2 separate regions of the Homo sapiens genome follow, and region 2 is linked to region 1. A link is a loop called in an ENCODE intact Hi-C map of the cell type or tissue named here. Cell type or tissue: A673. All regions are shown on one strand. Each heading gives the region's core, and the rest is flanking DNA. Links, peaks and the distances in the headings are about the cores only.

Evidence for each region. A loop is a pair of places that touch in the nucleus more often than their neighbours do. Peaks named below come from ENCODE experiments on the same cell type or tissue, not always from the same donor. Only the 100,000 strongest peaks of a DNase experiment are listed, where the experiment ranks them.
Region 2: it touches region 1 in a loop (7-fold over the local background); 65 of 110 quality-filtered maps call a loop at or near these places.

The regions. Positions count from the first base shown.
Region 1 is chr6:589,991-595,373 of GRCh38, reverse strand. EXOC2 (exocyst complex component 2) reads left to right here. Exons shown (of 28, transcript NM_018303.6): 11 at 2,787-2,905. Among named protein-coding and RNA genes, the nearest start is that of HUS1B, 64 kb to the left of the region's middle. In A673, for the core only: a CTCF peak has its summit at 2,050 (motif pointing left); a DNase peak (open chromatin) is centred at 2,013.
Region 2 is chr6:784,635-790,017 of GRCh38, reverse strand. No RefSeq gene overlaps it. Among named protein-coding and RNA genes, the nearest start is that of EXOC2, 94 kb to the right of the region's middle. In A673, for the core only: CTCF peaks have their summits at 2,662 and 2,865 (motif pointing right); no DNase peak of the experiment used is centred there.

The DNA of each region.
Region 1 (5,383 bases), core at 115-5,114:
TAGAAAAATAAGATCAGAACCAGGTCAAATACCTGTTGGACTTTGAAATTTATGAGCATCAAGTAGGAATAGAGATAGCTTTATCATGAACAAAAATGTATTAGTTTTCTTACATAATCCAGATTATGCATAGTAGAGGGGAAAATCAGATTACCACTATATTGTCTTACTGTTCACAATTTTTTCTAATATCATTCACTATTTTATCTAATTTAAACCTTCCCTATTCTTCTCCCTCTCCTTATTTCTATCTTGATGTTGGCAGGAAGCAAAGCTCTGCATATTCCTTTCCACAGCAGTGTGATCTTATCCCTGGTAGCTGTGAGAAGATCATGTCAGAATATGACTAAAAACTTCCTTTATTCTTAAATTTTAAAATACTGAGCCTGTGTTAATCATAATTAACATTCTTTACATTGCTTTTGAATCTAAAAAGCCTTTTTAAAGTGTTCTTAATATGCAGTTTTAAAAGAAATGGCGATAACATGTATCATTCTAAACAGAGTTTTGAAATGTAACTACTTATTTTTAGCTGCATACTGAAAGGAAACAAGAAACTTATTTGAAGAGCCCAGCACAAGTTGTCATGCTTTTGAACTGAGTCTAGAATTTCTAAAAGAACAACTTTATCTTGCTTTGTAAAACTTTTATAAACTCCTTTACTTTAATACCCGTTAATAAGATGATAGAAAAAGTCTTTTGTTATTAGGTTTTGCAAGGACACAGTCAACATTTTAAAGAGACGTATAATGTAAAAAGCCACTAAGCAAAGCTTATTGATTCCTCTTGCTGTACTCCTGGAGAAAGAACCCTTGTACGGAACTGTCTACACTCCTATTCAGTAATTTAAACATTAAAAGGAACACCGTCCCTAAAAGAGTATCTCTTTATTTTACTACTAACACCAAATCTGAGGGCTACGTGAGTGAAAGTGTTAGGAGAAAGCGTTGCAGAGGTGTTGGGAGGCAAAACAAGCCTATTTAGGGAGAACGCTGAAATGCATCATCCCCAGCAAGAAAGCATAGAATCACGTTCTTTGGGAAGAAAGACACAGTGTACTATTTGTTATATTTATCGTTCAGGTAATAAAAGAAGAAAGCCTTGTGTGAGAGAAAGAATCAGACTGCATTTTGGAATCTGAAATGAATCCCCTGTGCCAAGCTAAATGTAACTTGTTAGATTGTAGTTTTCTTCTCAGGATACTATTCTCATTTATGAGGAGGAGTGCTGGTGACTTCTTAATCTGAGTAAAGCTCTTCCTTCTAATTGACCTGCCACTTTCTCAGCACAGAGACACATCCTGTTTGCAACCTGTAGGTGGTCACAAGGGGGAGGAGATGGCAGCTCTCAGCCACCTCTGGGCAGCCTGAGTGTGGCCCGTCTGCAGATGCCTGGATATCCGGCTCCCCACAGCACCCAGTCCCTCCCCATCAGCTGGGAATGTCAGTGTTCTCAGCATTTTATTTGTTGCTAACATATTACAAAGTGGATTTGTTTCTCCTCTGATTGGCTGCTGATTGAGATACCTGAGTAACACACACTCACTACTGGAAGAATGGGCTGGAAGCATGGGTGCACCCCTGAGGGATTGAGGTCTGGCCCAAGGTCAGCCTGGAGCCATTGATGATGATTTACCACTGAACAAAAACCTCTAACCCAGAGACAAAGAATGGCATATGGCTTAACAACAGTTTTAAGACAATAAATTCATTTGGACATGCTTTTGGAGTTGATTTAATTGGATTTAGCTTGCTATATTTATATATTTTGTGAGGGCTGAGGGCCAAATCTTAAATAATATTTGACAGAAATTTTTCTATGGAAGTAAATGGTCTCTATGGATTTGGGTGTTTTATAGACAAAGACTTGATATATTTTAAGAATATTTAGAAACTAAGAAAAACACCGAACTATACTATATTTCCTAGAGAAATATTTTCTCAGTCGTGAGTGTGGACTTTAGAGGTGAGTGTTGTCACCAAATCTCTTCACAGTTCGGTTAGCCCTCATTTAGCTAGTTTTAGAAAGCGGTGCCATACTGCCATCTCGTGGCCATATTTCATATCAGAAAGGAATTAAAAAACATCTGAAATTTTAAAAGTATTTGCCCAGTATCTGCTGGCTCCCACCTGTGTCTAATATAATGACTCTGAACTAAGTAGAAAAACTCCTGTGAACTAAATATAAATATAAAGAAAAATGCTCATCAGGTAGATAGGATCACTGCAAATTGTCCTTATCTTTTTACAAAGAGCTGTTTTTAATAGTTTTATCATTTATATGAAAAAATTTTAAAGCTCTGCTGTTTATTTTTTTATTTTTTGTTTGCTTGTTTGTTTGTTTGGAGATGGCGTCTCACTCTGTCGCCCAGGCTGCAGTACAGTGGTGAGATCTCAGCTCATTGCAACCTCTGCCTCTCGGGTTCAAGCGATTCTCCTGCCTCAGCCGCCCGAGTAGCTGAGATTACAGGCTTGCACCAACACACTTGGCTAATTTTTGTATTTTTTTTTAGTAGCGACGGGGTTTCAGCACGTTGGCCAGGCTGGTCTTGAACTGCTGACCTCAGGTGATCCATCCACCTCAGCCTCCCAAAGTGCTGGGATTACAGGCAGGAGCCATCTCACCTAGCCAAGAAATTTGAATATATTTCATTGAGAATTAAATATTAAAGACTAATATTTGACAGGGCACAAGACTAATTGATAAAATTTTAGCCTTTAAAAAGTAATGATTTTAAAATATGCCAGCATTTCCCTTTGGCCTCAACCTTGGACTTGCTTTTTCAGGTACCTGTCTGACCTTCATGCGTCTGGTGACCCTGCTTGGCAATGCATTGGAGCCCAACACAAGTGGATCCTTCAGCTCATGCACAGTTGCAAAGAGGGCTACGTGAAAGATCTGAAAGGCAAGGATTTCTCTTCCAATGTGTTGTGTGATTCCTTCATGTCATTTTGATGCATTCTGGGAATGTTTAATGATGAAGGCACTGACTACCTAATTTACTTGGTATCTCTTATTATTGTCTTTTGCTTGTTTTGTGGTTTTTTTGGCCACTGGTTAGCATTGTACTAATGAAAAGGGACAACTCTTTTATCATGTCTGTTTTTGCGATTGGTGGACAGCGTTGACGTTTCGGGGCAGGCAGCGTGATGCCGAGGAGGTGACATTGGTCTTTGGTAACTATCAGTCTGCACATCGTCTCGTCAGGTGTATGTTGAGTCCTGCTCTGTGCCAGGCACTGCACCCATCGCTAGTAAGACATAGCTGCTGCCTCCCAGAGTTACCGCTAGAGGAAGGAAAAGCCACTAAACATGTAACTAACCAAATAAAATGCTGGGACATGTGATGAAAGAAAAAAAGAAAATCAAGATGTTCCAAAAGGGAGTAACTGAGGAGAATGCTTTAGATGGCTGGTGTGGGAATGTCTCAGAGAAGCCTCCGTATTAGAACTGGAAGGATAAAAGGTAGCTTACTAGCCATCTCAGCTTGAGAAAGGGACCACCTGTGTGGAGGCCCTGAGGGAAGCTGGGGGAGAGAAGTCAAAGGTCTATTTGTGTGCAGGTGTATTGGCTTTTGTTTGTATACTATCATTTGGAGAATATTGAGTATATTGAATGCCTGCTATGCTGCAGACACTGTTGGGTGCCAAAGTCACAGTAGTCAGGACAACAGACAAGGGCCTAGCTCATGCAAGCTCACAAAATAGTAGGGTAGACAGATAACCAGCCAGCTGTTAGAATATTGTGTGCTGTTTCATATGACTGGGGAAGTTCTGAGTGACATTGGAGTGCTTAGGAGTAGCCTCTGATCCAGGGTTTTGAGGTCAGGGGAGTGACATTCTGAGAGCTGAAGGGAGTGACATCTCTTTTGAGATCAGAAGGGTATCTGTACTTGACAGTTGAAATAGAGAAGGAAAGCATTTAAGACTTCCAGGAAGGGAGAATGTGCACAGGTTACAAGCACAAGAAGGCCTCTGAATCCTGTGTGGTTGGAGCTTAGATCGTGGAGGTGGAGTGAAGAGACGAACTTTCTTGGCTGCTGTGACAGGTTTGGACTTCACCCAGAGTGCGATGGGGAGTCGCTGACGGATTTTAAGCTGGGGTCAATGGATTGGGGGAAGACAAGCTCAGACTTACTTTTGAAAAGATGACGACTCTGGCCGCCCATAGTGGGTGGATGAGAGGGAGCAAGCCCAGAGCAGTGAAGCTGGTGAGGAGACAGGCACCCCACCTGATGTGGAGGTGGTGGGAATGTGAAGAAGAGCATGGACTCCAGGGCCGTTCAGGAATAGAACTGATAGGGCTGGATGATGGACAAATGAAGAGGAGGAAGGGATGAGCAGTGATTTCCAGATGGCTGACTGGCAGCTAGTTAGGGTGATGGTGCCACTGAGTTAGGGAACATAGGGGAGAAAAGTGATTCCGCCTCTTTGTTTGGACAGCTTGACTTGGGGTTGTCTGACATGTAAGTAGAGATGGAAGTAGTTGGATCTAGAGACTGAGAAATTTGAGCTTGGTGGGCATACAGGTGGTCCCTTGGAACTCGTGCATTTACCCAAGAAGACGAAAAAAGAAGCAAACTCAGGAAAGAGTCCTGACAAGTGATGTTTTAGGGGCTGGTAGAAGAAGAGAAGCCTTCAAAGGAAACGAAGAAGGGGTGGTCATGGCGGGAGGAAAACAGAAGGGAGTGGTCAGCAAAATCTCCAAGATGAAGCAGAAGATGAAAGAGAAATGTCCTTAGGATTGCTCTTACGCTGTTGGTGGTGACTCTGGCAAATGCAGGGCCTGAGACCTGAGCCCCTAACTGGATGACATGAAAAGGAGTAATGGCCCTCATCAGGTCCCTGGGAGGATCAGGAGCTGTAACAGGAGAGCAGTCTTGGTAGAGAAGGAAGTACAATGGAGAGGTCGCCGTTGTTTCTTTCTAGCATAGTTTTGTCATGAATTAGTTGGCTTGGATTTGAGTACTTTCCAGCTCTGATGCCATTTTTTTCTATGCTTGGTATTTAAGAAAACCCAGGTATCTCTGCTGAAGCCATGTCAACATCCCCATTAATGTCATTAATTATTTTATATTTTTAGCAAGTGAAAATGACAGCAAATGTTACACACAGTCTGCAGTCTTTGGGAATATTTAGAAAGCCTTACATATTTATTTCTCTGTTGATTCAACCAATAATTTTTGAGTCTACTCTGTTCGGCAGAGCTCTCAACCTTAAGGGCCCATCAGAGTCCACTGGGGATTTTTTTTTTTTTTTTCCAGACAGAGTCTCGCTTTGTCGCCCAGGCTGGAGTGCAGTGGCTCGATCTCAGCTCACTGCAAGCTCCGCCTCCCAGGTTCACACCATTCTCCTGCCTCAGCCTCCCAAGTAGCTGGGACTACA
Region 2 (5,383 bases), core at 245-5,244, 190 kb before region 1:
AAAATATTTTTAACACATTCACATTTGTTAATCTTCAAAGGTGAGCACTTGAGTTTTGGGTTTTATTATTTTCAGTATTTGTATTCTTTAAAAATTTTCCAATAGAAAAGACAGCAATAGTCATACAGGCAGGGTCTCACTCTGTCACCCAGGTGTGATCTCAGCTCACTGCAACCTCCGCCTCCCAGTCTCAAGCAATCCTCCCACCTCAGCTTTCCAAGCAGCTGAGACCACAAGTGCGCATCACCACGCCTGGCTAATTTTTGGTACTTTTTGTAGAGATGGGGTTTTGCCATGTTGCCCAGGCTGGTCTCAAACTCTTGAGCTCAAGCGATCTGCCCACCTTGGCCTCCCAAAGTGCTGGGATTACAGGCATGAGCCACCACACCCGGCCAGTGAGAGATCTCAAACACACAATATTAAAACAAGAAATTTAAGATTTCCCGAGCAACTTAACAATCTTAGAAAATTTGAAATCAGCTAAGTGTTTTATTTTCTCCATATCTAAATTTGTCAATAAAGTGAATATTTCCCTGGAAAAAAGAAGGAAGAATTCAGAAATCCCAAGGTAGTGTTCATAAATTAATATTTTGGTTTTTCATATCAGCCATAATGGCTACAAAATGTCTGTAATCCCTCAAATTCTCCATTGTCAATCTCATTATTGCCAAACCAACTACATCAAGATAACGTCACATTGAGATAAATATAATTCAATTGATTTATGTTTGCACTAGTTAGATAATTTCAGGTTGCAGGGAAATCAATACTCATAGTTTAACAATTATTTGTTATAATCATCATATTAACTTTTATACAAAATGTGCAGACATATTCAAATGCCCTTCAATTGTACAAGAAAGTTTTTTGAAAACATTCAACCTGCATTGAAAGTGATTTTAAAGTTGTGCACATGCGATATAATTTATTAACTCTAAAAGGAAAATGTCAAATCACAAAGCTAAAGAAAAAGTATAGTGGTTCATATTGGCATGTACCGAGTAACAAAATAGAGCACGTTTGCTGGAAAATTAGGTCTAATGCTAGGCACTGACACTGCGAGAGCAAATAACACCATCATATCTAGCAAATACTGGGAACTAAAAAGCCATATTATAAAATAACTTTGACTCTTTGAGTGTGAAACATGAAAGGCAAATATAGCAGTAAAACTTTTACAAATGAGCACCAAAATAAAATTGTGAATGAACAAATTCCTGGACAGGATTCAGTATATGTAAAGCAAAAATATATATATATTTACAAAAAACAGCAAAAAAAAAAAAACAGTTTTGAAGGAAGTATAATGTCATGCTTCTGCATGATTGAAAGCAAATGCAACCCTAAAATTAATACAAATGGGGAAAGAGAATAAAAAATCCTGTATTCCAACAGAAACTGGTATTTCAATTACGATCACAGCTACATATATAATATGCAGAATAAGTGTGTTTTTTAAAGTTATAAAAATTTCTATCTTTATGCCAAAAGAATGGAAAACAGTCCTCTTCAAAAGCAGGGGACCCACCCTCCTGGAAATCCACTCTTGCTGTGAGACTCCAGATGACTCCCTTTCATCATCATGGGCTTCTCCTGATTGTATCCTTAGCCATCACTACCTTCTCACAATAAATCTTTCTCCATAGAGCTGGGGACATTGCTAATTCCACATGTTGAAGGGATTTCACCACTACCTCTAGATCTTCAGCATTCCATGACGTCGTAACCGCTCACCCACATGCCTGACAAAGACGGCCACTTCCTTTTTCCTGTGGGGGGCACCCCACAAGCCCAGGCTCGCACCCACCTGTTCACTCCTTCCTGAGTCCCTTAAATCGCATTTAGAGAATCACATCTGATGCCTACAACTGGCTTCAGCTTGTCCTGAATTACCGTGTATCCGCCACACACTTGGCACAGACTACCAGAGCTGAGGTCTTAGAAAACACAACAGGTTGCCTGGGCCTCTCTTTACCTGTTAAATATTTCACTCCATCCTCATCCTCCCCCCATTTCACATGAGCATGAGCATACGTTTCATTTGAGGTTCTTTTCTGGTACAATATTTCTTCTCATAATTAGAAATGATGGTCTTTCAATAAATCAGAACAACACACTAACACACCTCTGCAGCGTGCGTCCTCATGCCCCGCAGTTTTTAACTGCACAGACTGGGGTCTCTCGGAGTTCACTTTTTTTATTTTCTTGCTTTTAGGATGTAAGTAAGTAGCAAAAGAACTTTGGCCATGTTTACTATCTGTGAAAGGCCAAAATGCAGGTCCTAGCATCATATATTTTTGTTGTTAAAGTTGATAATTTTAGCTTACTATGTACCTGGTATATTTTGTGCTCAGTATAGCTCAATTCTCCTTACTAATCTGTAGCAACAAAAGGGTGGCTCCATCTGTAAATTGCTACCAATTGTTTCCAGTACGTTTTCATTTCAACAGTTACTAAATTCTCCAGGTTTCTCTTATCTCATATTCACATGTGTAGAATGTTGTGGTTGTGGCCACGAAGATTCTTTGTCTTGTTTGATTATAGCTCCCAGCACTTTGCTTCTCTTTTTGATTTCTAGAATCTTTATTATGTATTCAGGTGGGCGGGGACACAATTCCACTCAGCAGCCCGGTTGCTGATTTCCTTTACCGAATCCATTAACAGGGGGCATCTGCCTAATATAATACCAATATCTCCACTGATTTTGAGCCACAGGTTATGTTAACAATAAACTTTAAAATAAAATGTTCTACCTATCAACATGTGCTCTGCTCTTTTTCAAAAAAAAAAAAAATAAACAAAAAGCCACAACAAATGTGAGGCCCCATCTTTGTTAAATTGTGTGTGATACTTCACTCCACCGCTAGAAGGCAGCAGTATGGCTGCGCCCATAATCCGCTCTTGCCAATGGTAGACCTGGGGACCTGCCTTACTATTATTATGATTGTTTCAATAGTTCTTGGGAAAAGGGTGGTTTGTTGTTACATGGATAAGTTCTTTAGCGGTAATTTCCGAGATTTTGGTGCACTCGTCACTCAAGCAATGTACACTGTACCCGATGTGTGGTCTTTTCTACCAGCATTTCCTTGACCTTGTTAAGTGTCTTCCTCATCACACCGTGCATAAAGTGTTGCTTAGCATTAACAAAGGAAATCATTCAAAAACCTATTCTGATGCGAGTTATGTGTGCCGTTAAGTAGCAACCAACAGTGGGAGGATGTGAAATTCCATCTGCCTTTAAGTCAGTCCATTCTTTACTGCCTTCCATTCTTTTTTTTTTTTTTTTTTTTGAGACGGAGTCTCGCTCTGTCGCCCAGGTGGGAGTGCTGTGGCGCGATCTCGGCTCACTGCAACCTCCGTCTCCCGGGTTCACGCCATTCTCCTGCCTCAGCCTCCCGAGCAGCTGGGACCACAGGCGCCCGCCACCATGCCCGGATAATTTTTTGTATTTTTAGTAGAGACGGGGTTTCACCGTGTTAGTCAGGATGGTCTCGATCTCCTGACCTCGTGATCCGCCCGCCTCGGCCTCCCAAAGTGCTGGGATTACAGGCATGAGCCACTGCGCCCAACCAGCCTTCCATTGTTAACATTCCACCCATCACACAGGCCCCGGATGCAGAGTCATTCTCTGTTATAGTTCTTTCTGGGAAAAATAATGCATCTTTTGTTCTATCAGATGTAGTAGATGTAGGAAAGCAAGAGAGAGAAGAATCTCAATAGTCAGAGAGGCTGAAATGTCATTCGCAATACATCGCTGCCCTTGTGGCCTAACACGGCTTCAGCACCTCCCTCCCCATGTCTAGATGACACCCCACCCGCCTCCCCAACACGGCTTCAGCACCTCCCTCCCCGTGTCTAGAGGACACCCCACCCGCCTCCCCAACACGGCTTCAGCACCTCCCTTCCCATGTCTACATGACACCCCACCCGCCTCCCCAACACGGCTTCAGCACCTCCCTCCCGTGTCTAGAGGACACCCTGCCTCCCTGAAGTCCTGGGGCTCCTGCAGTCATCTGCCACTCAGGTGGCCCAGTGGCTCCCTGCCTGCATCCGAGGCCAACTCTTGTCCCTCTGTCTGTCTGAACGGGAGGGTGCACTGCAGGGCCTTTGCTTACCATTTCATCTCTGGTGGTCTCTTTATTTTAGCACAATTCTGTCATTCATCCATTTTCTCCAAAATCCTTTGTTTGAGCACCTAATACGTAGCAGGCACCTTTCCAGGCACTGAGCAAACTATTAAACAAACTATGGCCTACATTTCAGTGGGGGAAATAAAATGAATAAGTACAAGAAAAAAGGATGTAAATGTTGAACACAGGGAAAAAAGGCAAGGCGGTAAGAAGGTGAGAACGTCCAGGATGGGAGGTCTGCATTTTCAGGAAGGCCATCAAGAAAGGCCTCGCTGACAAGGTGACCTTGGAGCAAAGTTTGGGTGGAGCTAAGGGAGTGGGGTGGATGAGGCTGTCTGGGGTCCGCTGGAGAGCAGCAGTCATACATCTAAGCAAGACCGGTCCACTAGCTGAGTGTCCTCCAGCTATCTTCAGCTAGATGGTACACATTAGGCTGGAGTTGGCCTAAGCCAAGTGATTTTGATGACAAGAGCAGGGGAGGGGAGCTGAGGGTGTGCGAAGGATGAACTGTCATGGTGGAGCGCAGACTTCATGCTGTTGAGAGGCTCAGCAGCCTCCAGCACCCACACAGCTGCTTCCTTTTTTGTGCCCTGGAAGAGAAAAGGCCTGGCCTTGGCAGGCACACGTGAACACGAGGGGCCCGTAGCCTAAGCTTCCTCCGTGCTGCGGCAGATCCACCTGTGCTTTCGGAAGCAGAACAGAGAAGGGGAAAGCCACGTGGGAATGGGGGTGGTGACCCTGAAGCCCTGGGCTTCTTGTGGAGATGGAGGTGAGCCAGGATGCAGAGCCTAGGGGTCTCTGGCAAGCATCAGGATAGGACTTGGGCCATGGGAAGCTGTCAACAGAGGGATGGTACTCAGAGCCCGGCCACCTTTTTGTTCCGGAAGTAGTGAGGGGAGGTTTTAGCTACAGCATCCAGGTTGTCAGGACTCCACCTTAAGCCCTGAAACACCTGAATATGTCTGACTCCATGTTAACTCCTGTTGCTAAGGGAAGTGGAGAGGCCCAGGATGAGGGTGGTCTTACCTGCAGTAAGACCTGTCTGTGTGAACTGGAGATGCGCACGCCACCTGGCTGGAGGGTGGGATGGGGCGAGCTTAGCACAGCAGGTTCTATCCACTCCAGAAAATGATGACATCGTGCATTTAGAAACCCCCATAGCATTCTCCAGGAGAGACCTGGCCTGTGCCTTCCTCTAGTGCCCACTGTCTTCTGGTTAAAAGTCAAGTCTGGGAAATGACAGGGAGAATCCA